Linked DNA regions of Homo sapiens: region 1 is linked to region 2. A link is an interaction called in ENCODE POLR2A ChIA-PET data of the cell type or tissue named here. Cell type or tissue: GM12878. All regions are shown on one strand. Links, peaks and the distances in the headings refer to the core of each region. The heading gives the core; the rest is flanking DNA. Region 1 overlaps PANK1 (pantothenate kinase 1). Region 2 has its middle 14 kb from the start of IFIT1B.

The links. ChIA-PET counts read pairs that join two places held together with the same protein. Peaks named below come from ENCODE experiments on the same cell type or tissue, not always from the same donor. Only the 100,000 strongest peaks of a DNase experiment are listed, where the experiment ranks them.
Region 1: POLR2A ChIA-PET joins it to region 2 with 6 read pairs; 2 of 35 experiments call an interaction of 5 or more read pairs at or near these places.

The regions. Positions count from the first base shown.
Region 1 is chr10:89,600,519-89,605,903 of GRCh38, forward strand. All of the region lies in intron 2 of PANK1 (pantothenate kinase 1), which reads right to left. Among named protein-coding and RNA genes, the nearest start is that of MIR107, 10 kb to the left of the region's middle. In GM12878, for the core only: no CTCF peak of the experiment used is centred there; no DNase peak of the experiment used is centred there.
Region 2 is chr10:89,361,640-89,367,024 of GRCh38, forward strand. It overlaps a transcript of LIPA not described here and the pseudogene IFIT6P. Among named protein-coding and RNA genes, the nearest start is that of IFIT1B, 14 kb to the right of the region's middle. In GM12878, for the core only: no CTCF peak of the experiment used is centred there; a DNase peak (open chromatin) is centred at 2,638; H3K27ac peaks cover 600 bases.

The sequences.
Region 1 (5,385 bases), core at 167-5,166, 240 kb after region 2:
ATATAGGTAAAGTGCTTACATAAGCCTTGGCAAATACAAAGCATTCAAAAAATGTTGGCTCTTTTATTAATGTCTGGGGTGGTCCCCAAGTGCCCTATTATGTTCCTGTGAGACAAAAATGTACAGGGGCAAAAAGGTAAAGGGGAATGACCTGGCTGAGGGCTAGGCTTAGGGTCTGGTAGCCATTTTGCCTTCTCAAAAGTTTAATTTATGATCCTCAAATATATTACTACTGGCCCAGAGATCTGGAAACATCATTTTCCATGGACCAAAGAAAGAAAAAAATCTAACAATCACCAACATGAAACTGAACAAATGAAGATAATTTAAGAGACCCAATATAAATTTTTAAAAAATCTCTTTAAAAATATAATAGCAAGTATTTACTGTTTACTACATGCTAAACCCTTGTACCAGATTATTTAATTCTCCCTAAAACCCTAAAAGTTGGTACTATCAACCTTATTCTATGGTTAAGATTCACAGAACTTAAATAACTTTCCCTAAGTGACACAACTAGCAAATATCTCCCAATGACTTGCTGTACTTCTCGTGTCTTCATTGTCATAATGGGTACTGCTTCTGGAGTCTGGAAACAGCCTACACAAGTACTAGACTCAGATATTTTGTCAAAAAGATATTATCTTCATTATAAAAGTTAAGAGGTAAAACGGGCTGGGGTGTGGTAGTTCACACCTGTAATTCCAGCATTTTGGGGCGCCGAGGTGAGAGGATCACTTGAGCCACGGATTTTGAGACCAACCTGGGCAATATACGGAGACCCATCTCTTAAAAAAAAAAAAAAAAAAAAAAAAAAGCCTGGTGTGGGGTACATGCTGCTGGTCCTAGCTGCTTGGGAGGCTGAGGTGGGAGGATCACTCAGGCTTGGGAAGTCAAGGCTGCAGCGAGCCATGGTCGTGTCACTGCACTCCAGCCTGGACAACAGATTGAGATTCTGTCTAAACAAACAAACAAAAAAAGAGCTAAAACAAAATTTTTGACTTCATGTTACTCATTTGAATTTCCTATTTGACAACATTTTTGACTTCACATTACTCATTTGAATTTCTTATTTAACAAAATCCTCTGATTGTATACCTGCAGAACGGAATTAGTTAGAATAGGTTACCAACCAGATAGTGGATGTATTCTTGATTATTCTTGAAATAAACATTCTAAATGACCCATGGTGCTAAGTAAATCTACCTCATAAATGGTTCTAAACATTTCTTTTTTTACCAAGTGAAACTTCTGTATGAGATGTATGTAATTATACATGTTTTAAGAAGCAAAATTACAGGTATAAAACTATCTGGAGACCTGAAAGACTATAGCAGGGCATAGCAGTGTAAACACTATTTCCTCTGTTCTCCCTGATTCCACAGCCTTCCATTGCACTTACAGCACAGGTCACATTCTGGCTTGTTTTCTAGGTCTCTTGCTGCCCCTTAGCACTATGCTCAAAGGCCTGCACATAATAATTGCTTAATAAACATTTATTATGTGGAACAGGGAGTTATTATCTCTTGGATCACCCCAAACTGAAAAGTAGCAATTTCATCAGCCAGTCTTGGAAGTATAGGTTAACTGCTTAAAAATTAATCAGAGGTTCATCAACAATATTGACAGCCAATTCCAGAGCCAACATAACAAACACAAAGTCTGTCCTGCTGGACCTCCTGAAACTATACTAGGAAAAAAGAAAAACCTGCCAAGGCAAATAATCTACGTACGTACTAGAAAAGAAACATCATTATTTCACCTTTTCCCTAAAAATTATTTTCTAACAAAGTGCTAGCAGCAAACATCTCTTCTACACATTTCACTGAGGGGTGGATATCTCTGAAGCTTGAGGTCATGCATCCCCAGACAGGGAAACAAAAATATGTGTCACTTTCACTGAGCCCTACAGAGACCTCCCTCAAAAGTCTTCACCATCTGGGAAAAATGACAGGGTCCCAAATGCAGGCAGTGAGTCATACTGCTACTTGGATTTTTCAAACAGGACATCTGAAATTCAGGACAAGTTGGGAATTAATTATCAGACTTTGCAGTCCATTAGTACAACTGAATGAACTTTGTGGAAAGCTTAAAACAGCATGTTGAGATTTCAGCTAGTGAGAAACACTCTTTCTCGGGGCTTAGTTTCCTTTACATCAAGGGCCACAGACTCAAATGCTTAAAGGAGACTGTAAGAAAACAAAGGAGCAAAGGCCTTGACTAGATGTAGAGTCACAGAATGATAAGGACTGTAGCAAACAAGTCAACCTGCATATATTTAAAATTCACCTGCTGTCCACTGTTGCCATGTGATGTTGAGGGCCCAGTGTTACCAGATGACCCTATTTTTCAAGAGCCAGAAATCCAAATTTTTATGTTAAATCTTCCAATTTTTAAGGGCTGACAGGTAATTTAACATTAAAAAAATACATTGCAGACCAACAAAACATGTCTGTGGGCTGAATCTGATTCCCATATTACCAATTTTATCTATATATATCCTAATGCTGATCCTATAATGAGCCTTAAATGATCAGAAATCTGAACTGCTAGATCCAGCAAATATGCAAATGAAGCTTCAGGTCATTTGAACATACTTTGTAACTAAGATATGCTGGTAAATGTTTAACAACCAGCTCTCTGAAACTAAAAGCCCTAGTTTATAGCATTTACTAATTTCCATCGTATAATCACCCCCGACCATGACCAATTTCAAGCTACCAATGTGATGTCAATAAACACATAATTGGGAAGAGATGCATACATGGACTCTTTTAACCCAGTAGGTGCTGGCTGTAGCATCCCTCTGCTTGTAACTCTCCTTAGCACTTTTGGAGAGTATCAGTTCTGCCAATTCCTAAATTATTAGGTTAAATTTAAGCCACTCCTCAAACTTAAAAACAACAAAACAAAGCTTGTCCTAAGACTCAAACTCTGTAAATAATGGAAGCTAATCAAAGACTGTATAGATCCTGGCTGTGGGACTTTAAGCAAGGAAGCTATCACTATTACCTATTTTGCAGATAAAATGCATCACTGTGGGTCAGTGGGTTAAGTTACCTACTCCTGTTCCTAAGACTAACAAGTAGGGGAAGAGGTAAAGTAGAGAAAATTTTCCAACTACAACTCTGAAAAACTAGCAATGTTATTTCTAATACCAAAGTTACTTAAGTAAGTAGGGGTACAGTGGGGTTCTCAAACTTTAAGTGCATCAGAATCACCTGGAGGGTTGGTTAAAATGCAGGCTGCTGGGCCCCAACCCCAGATAGCTTTTTCCACCCTCCATCAAATGACGAAAGGGGCCATCTATGAGTGGTCAAAGTCTCAAGCAAGAATGAAATTGAGAATGATAGTGTCTACCAAATCTTATGCTCCTGCAATATCACAAATCAGTCCTCAGATTAATAATAGGGACCAAGGTAACAGGTGTTCCTAAATGATGCTCTTAGGTTTAGACATTCCACAGATTCATAGGTGTCCTACCCGCTCCTGATGCTTTTCCATCATTATATGCTTTTTAAGACTGGTCCCTTGGAGATTTCTGGCATAAGAAAAGCCAATTCTTAAGTCCTCACACATTGAAAAAAAGTGATGAAAGCAATCAGAAACCTCTTTCTGTTGCCCTAAATTTAATGTCAACCGAATAAGACTGTTGTTATATCCTATTTGTTCAAAGGGTAGGTAATTTTTTTACTTTTAAAGTAACTAAAAGAGTTACTTCTGACTTCTAATCAATGTTAGCTTTGGACTGGACAAAACTCACAAGTGTCTACATGCATACTTCCAAGATGTTGCAGGTTGATTTCCAGACCACCTCAGTAAAGTGAATATTGCAATAAAGCAAGTCACATGAGTATTTTGGTTTCTTAGTGCATATAAAAGTTGTTTACACTGACGGGGCGGTGGCTTATGCCTGTAATCCCAGCACTTTGGGAGGCCTAGGCAGGCGGATCACTTGAGGTCAGGAGCTTGAGACCAGCCTGGCCAACATGGTAAGACCCTCGTTTCTACTAAAAATACAAAAATTAGCCAGGCATGGTCACGATGTGTCTGTAATTCCAGCTACTTGGGAGGCTGGGGTAGGAGAATCGCCTGAACCCAGGAGGCAGGTGTTGCAGTGAGCCGAGATCGCATCACTGCACTCCAGCCTGGGCACAGACTGAAACTCCGTCTCAAAAAAAAAAAAAAAAAAAAAGTTGTTTACACTATACTGTAGTCTATCAAGTGTGCAATAGCATTATGTCTTTTTTGAGACAGAGTCTTTCTCTGTCTCCCAGACTGGAGTGCAGTGGCAGTATCTCGGCTCGCTGCAAGCTCCGTCTCCCAGGTTCATGCCATTCTCCTGCTTCAGCCTCCCGAGTAGCTGGGACTACAGGTGCCTGCCACCACACCTGGCTATTTTTTTGTATTTTTTAGTAGAGACGGGGTTTCACCATGTTAGCCAGGATGGTCTCGATCTCCTGACCTTGTGATTTGCCCACCTCGGCCTCCCAAAGTGCTGGGATTACAGGTGTGAGCCACCAAGCCCAGCCTAGCATTATGTCTAAAAAAAAAAAAAAAGGACATACCTGAATTTTAAAATATATTTATTGCTAAAAAATGCGAATCATCTGAGCCTTCAGATTAGTAATCTTTTTGCTGGTGGAGGGTCTCCCCTCAATGTTGAGAGCTGCTGACTAATCAAAGCAGGGTTTGCTGAGGGTTGGGGTGGCTGTGGAAAAGTTCTTAAAATAAACAAAAATGAAGTTTGCCGCATTGGTTGACTCTTCTTTTCACAAAAGATTTCTCCACAGCATGGAATGCTGTTTCATAGCATTTTACCCACCATAGAACTTCTTTCAAAATTGGAGTCCATCCTCTCAAACTCTGCCACTGCTTTATCAACTAAGTTTATGTAATATTCTAAATCCTTTGTTGTCATTTCAACAACGTTCACAGCATCTTCACCAGAAGGAGATTCCATCTCAAGAAACCATTTTCTTTGCCCATCCATAAGAGGTAACTCTTCATTCTTTCAAGTTTTATCATGAGATTGTAGCAATTCACTCATATCTTCAGGATCTACTTCTGATTCTAGTTCTCTGGCTAGTTCTACCATATCTGCGGTTACTTTCTTCACTGACATCTTGAACTCTGTCCATGAGGCTGAAATTCACTTCTTCCAAACTCCTCCTAAAGCTATTTTATTCCCCCAACTTGAATCTGAAATGTTCTTAATGGCATCTAGAATAGTGAATCTTTTCCAGAGGTTTCTAATTGATTTTACCCAGATCCATCAAAGGAATTGTAATCTATGGCAGCTATGGCCTATGAAAAGTATTTCTTTAAAAAAAAAAAGTATTCCTTAAATAATAAAACTAGAAACTTGTAATTATTCCTTGATTT
Region 2 (5,385 bases), core at 117-5,116:
AATCCCTTTCAGCCAGTATTCAAGCAGACAAAATGCATTTGCTGATATCATGATGTTGATAATTTTTAACTAAGGCTTCACAGCCTAGTATGGTTCCTCCTTAGGATATTGCAGGGACAGCACCAAACACTTGGCAATATGGAATGACGTTGACAATGTTAAGCTTTACCTAAGCCTTATGCTCCTGGAAAACAGCTATGGGGAAAAAAAAATCCACCCCCCACCCTCCACCTGCCTTTTTTTTTTTTTTTTTTTTTTTTTTTTTTTTTTTTTGAGACAGGATCTCATTGTGTGTGTCACCCTGGCTGGAGGGCAGTGGTATGATCACAGCTCACTGCAGCCTCAACCTCCTGGGCTCAAGCAATCCTCCTACCTCAGCCTCCCTGAGTAGCTGGGACTACAGGTGTGTGCCACCATGCCCAGATAAATTTTTTTTGCATTTTTTGTAGAGCTAGAGTTTTGCCATGTTGCCCAGGCAGATCTTGAACTCCTAAGCTTAAGCTATCTGCCCACCTTGGCCTCCCAAAGTACTAGGATTGCAGGTGTGAGCCACTGTGCCCAACTATTTAACAATGTTTCTACCTATCTTTTCATTAGATAGCATTCCATTTCCATCAGAAAATCACGCAAATACTTCCTGTTTATTTTCACAGTAAAAATGCTGATTATCATGGAGTCAAAGATAGGCTTGAGCAGTTGAGATGTCACTTTACATGGGGGTTGCTAATTGAAGCCCTTGAAATTTCTGATTTAGAAAACAGGGTCTTGGAAGAGATCCAGTTCGTGGACACAAAGTACAGTGTGGGAATGCACAACATACTAGCTTATGTGAAACACTGGAAGGGCCAGAATGAGAAAGCACTAGAGAAAGAAGTTGAATGAGAACACACCAACCAAGCAGACATGAGTGACCAGTATCATCACATGGGCAGGTGACCTGGGGCAACTTTGCCTGGGCTGGGGCAAATTTGCCTGGGCGTATCACCACATAGGCAGACTGGCAGAAGCCCAGACTTACCTGGATAAGGTAGAGAACATTTGCAAGAAGTTTGCAAATGCTTCCCGCTATAGAATGGAGTGTCCTGAGATGAACTGTGAGGAAGGATGGGCCTTGGCGAAGTGTGGAGGAAAGAATTATGAACAGGCCAAGGCCTGCTTTGAAAAGGCTCTAGAGGTGGGCCCTGAAAATCCTGAATTCAGCACTGGGTATGTCATCACTGCCTATTGCCTGGACGGTTTTAACACAACAGACAGTAATGAGACATTTTCTCTGCACCCCCTAAAATGGGCTGTCAGTCTAAATCCAAAAGATGCACACATTAAGGTTATCCTTGCCCTGAAGCTTCAGGATGAAGGACAGGAAGCTGAAGGAGAAAAGCACACTGAAAAAGCTCTAATCAGTATGTCTTCACAGACCTATGTTTTTCTATATGCAGCCCAGTTTTATCAAAGAAGAGGCAATATAGATAAAGCTCTTCTGCTCTTAAAAATGGCCTTGCAGGGAACACCCACTTCTGCCTTCCTGCATCACCAGATAGGGCTTTGCTGCAGGAAACAGACAAAAAAAGCTAAAGGCAGGATAGAGAAACTGTAGACAAAATAATAAGATTAGTTATATCTCATGTTGAATTTGCTGTAGAGCAAAGGCCCACATTTGCAATGGTTTATGTGGACCTAGCCAACAGGTATGCAGAGGGAGGTGAACACCAAAAAGTTGAGGACATTTACCAGAAAGCACTCAGCCTGCATGATATTAATAAAAGCTGTTGCAAGAGATTTATTATCGTTATGGCCCCTTTCAGGAATGTCATGGGAAGTCTGAAGCTAACACAATTGACTAATATTAAAAAGAGCTGGGCTGGGCGCGGTGGCTCTCGCCTGTAATCCCAGCACTTTGGGAGGCCAAGATGGGAGGATCACAAGGTGAGGAGATGGAGATCATCCTGGCTAACACGGTGAAACCCTGTCTCTACTAAAAATACAAAAAATTAGCCAGGTGTGGTGGCAGGCACCTGTTGTCCCAGCTACTCGGGAGGCTGAGGCAGGAGAATGGCGTGAACCCGAGAGGCGGAGCTTGCAGTGAGCTAAGATCATGCCACTGTACTCCAGCCTGGGCAACAGAGCCAGACTCCATCAAAAAAAAAAAAAAAAAAGCGAGGGGGGGCGGGTGTGGCTAAATATAGAAATTCAGTCAAGTGCTAGAGGAAAAAAATTTTAGTGCTTTACTGAATTGGCTAACAGGCAAGTTCATTTGCTTAAATCTGATGAGGAGAGTTTGAATCTCATTGTGCTCCTTCACACATTGAAAGGGGAAAAGAAAGTGAAGCTGTGCTGTCCTATGAGACAGCCTGAGACGGGCTACTGGCCTGAACCCTGTCTTTTGAGATGTTAAATGTTATCATATCTAAATCTAAATATCAGATAAATCTTCCCTGATCGCTGCTTTCAAAAAGGCATGACAGGAAGCAACATAAAACTGTTTGGTGGCACACATCGCATCATCAGCTCAACTCCCACTTTTTGGCTAATGAACACCTATCCACGTGGTTGTGGCAGCAATATCAGCACTTCTCCTTTATCACTGCACCCCTTTGTCACTCTTGATATGTCTTGTGTTAGGTACCTGGCACCTGCCAGACCAATCAGACTTCTGAGAATTTGCAATTGGAATTGACAACTTCCATTTTCAGTCTACTAGGTCAGCTGTTCAAAGGAGATTTATATTCAGGGAGTACAGGAAGTCAACTTTTTCATATGGGCAAAGATGTTGACCCACAAGAAGATCTACAAACAAAGCACATGGGCAGAAAGAGAGAAAAGATTCTTGTGTGCACCACAGTATCTCAGCTCCATTTTCACTTCTTAAGGCCCATCTCTCTCCTATACTTTCAGACTATTGAGATACCTTATAATATAAATTATTATAGCTTTATAACAAATCCAATCCTTTGTTTAAGAAAGTTCTCAGTCCTTGAAAGCGAAATAGTTCTAAAGTATTCATATATATGTATACATATAATATATATGTATATATATAGTATATATATAATTAGTCATTCTGACCTAAGGGAAGTTAAGTTGCATCACAAAAAGAGAAAGTGAAAAAAGTCCCCCTATTTGAGATGCACAAGTAGTGCTAGGTAGTGTGTAATATACTCTTTGCTCTTTCTCTGTATCCAAAAATCTATAGTAAAATTAACCAAGATAACAAATTTGTGAGTAGAGTTTTAAATTGTTGCAACCTCTAAGAAGCTGTGAATTTACATGTCTGTGTGGGAAGCAAGAAAACTAAAACTGTCTGTGCAGAAATAAGAGGCAGAAGAAGCCATAACATCTACCTACAAATAAAAGACACACATCAAGGAAGCATTTAGCCTTCCATGAATTGCACAGAATTGGAGAGTGTTGACAAATTTCACAGATATTTAAGGGCTGGGAAAGGATATGGAGCCCTTCATGTAGCTGACATGGGTGTAGAATTCCTTTCTAATTTTGGTGAGGAGATTTATTAGTTTTATTCAAAAGAACATTACCAGTGCATGGGGTTTCCAAGGAGCTCTCCTGGCCTCTCCTTGAATTCCTTACCTAATACCACTACAGACCTCTGTGTAGGGGCAGATTTGACTTTCCTTCTGGAACACAGCTAAAGATAAAATCTAAAGACAGAGATCTTGTAAATTTGTTTGAGTTCTTTGTAGATTCTGGGTATTAGCCCTTTGTCAGATGAGTACTTGCAAAACTTTTCTCCCATTCTGTAGGTTGCCTGTTCACTCTGATGGTAGTTTCTTTTGCTGTGCAGAAGCTCTTTAGTTTAATTAGATCCCATTTGTCAATTTTGGCTTTTGTTGCCATTGTTTCTGGAGTTTTAGACATGAAATCCTTGCCCATGCGTATGTCCTGAATGGTATTGCCTAGGTTTTCTTCTAGGGTTTTTATGGTTTTAGGTCTAACATTTAAATCTTTAATCCATCTTGAATTAATTTTTGTATAAGGTGTAAGGAAGGGATCCAGTTTCAGCTTTCTACATATGGCTAGCCAGTTTTCCCAGCACCATTTATTAAATAGGGAATCCTTTCCCCATTGCTTGTTTTTGTCAGGTTTGTCAAAGATCAGATGGTTGTAGATGTGTGGTATTATTTCTGAGGGCTCTGTTCTGTTCCATTGGTGTACATCTCTGTTTTGGTAAAAGTACCATGCTGTTTTGGTTACTGTAGCCTTGTAGTATAGTTTGAAGTCAGGTAGCATGAAGCCTCCAGCTTTGTTCTTTTGGCTTAGGATTGTCTTGGCAATGCGGGCTCTTTTTTGGTTCCATATGAACTTTAAAGTAGTTTCTTCCAATTCTGTGAAGAAAGTCATTGGTAGCTTGATGGGGATGGCATTGAATCTATAAATTACCTTGGGCAGTATGGTCATTTTCACGATATTGATTCTTCCTACCCATGAGCATGGAATGTTTTTCCATTTGTTTGTGTCCTCTTTTATTTCGTTGAGCATTGGTTTGTAGTTCTGCTTGAAGAGGTCCTTCACATCCCTTGTAAGTTGGATTCCTGGGTATTTTATTCTCTTTGAAGCAGTTGTGAATGGGAGTTCACTCATGATTTGGCTCTCTGTCTGTTATTGGTGTATAGGAATGCTTGTGATTTTTGCACATTGATTTTGTATCCTGAGACTTTGCTGAAGTTGCTTATCAGCTTAAGGAGCTTTTGGGCTGAGACCATGGGGTTTTCTAAATATACAATCATGTCATCTGCAAACAGGGACAATTTGACTTCCTCTTTTCCTAATTGAATATCCTTTATTTCTTTCTCCTGCCTGATTGCCCTGGCCAGAACTTTTTACAAATTTATAAGAAAAAATTTTTTCACAAATTTACAAGAAAAAAACAGACACTTCTCAAAAGAAGACATTTATGCAGCCAACAGACACATGAAAAAATGCTCATCATCACTGGCCATCAGAGAAATGCAAATCAAAACCACAGTGAGATACTATCTCACACCAGTTAGAATGGCCATCATTAAAAAGTCAGGAAACAACAGGTGCTGGAGAGGATGTAGAGAAATAGGAACACTTTTACACTGTTGGTGGGACTGTAAACCAGTTCAACCACTGTGGAAGTCAGTGTGGCCATTCCTCAAGGATCTAGAACTAGAAATACCATTTGACCCAGCCATCCCATTACTGGGTATATACCCAAAGGATTATAAATCATGCTGCTATAAAGACACATGCACACGTATGTTTATTGCAGCACTATTCACAATAGCAAAGACTTGGAACCAATCCAAATGTCCATCAATGATAGACTGGATTAAGAAAATGTGGCACATATACACCATGGAATACTATGCAGCCATAAAAAAGGATGAGCTCATGTCCTTCTTA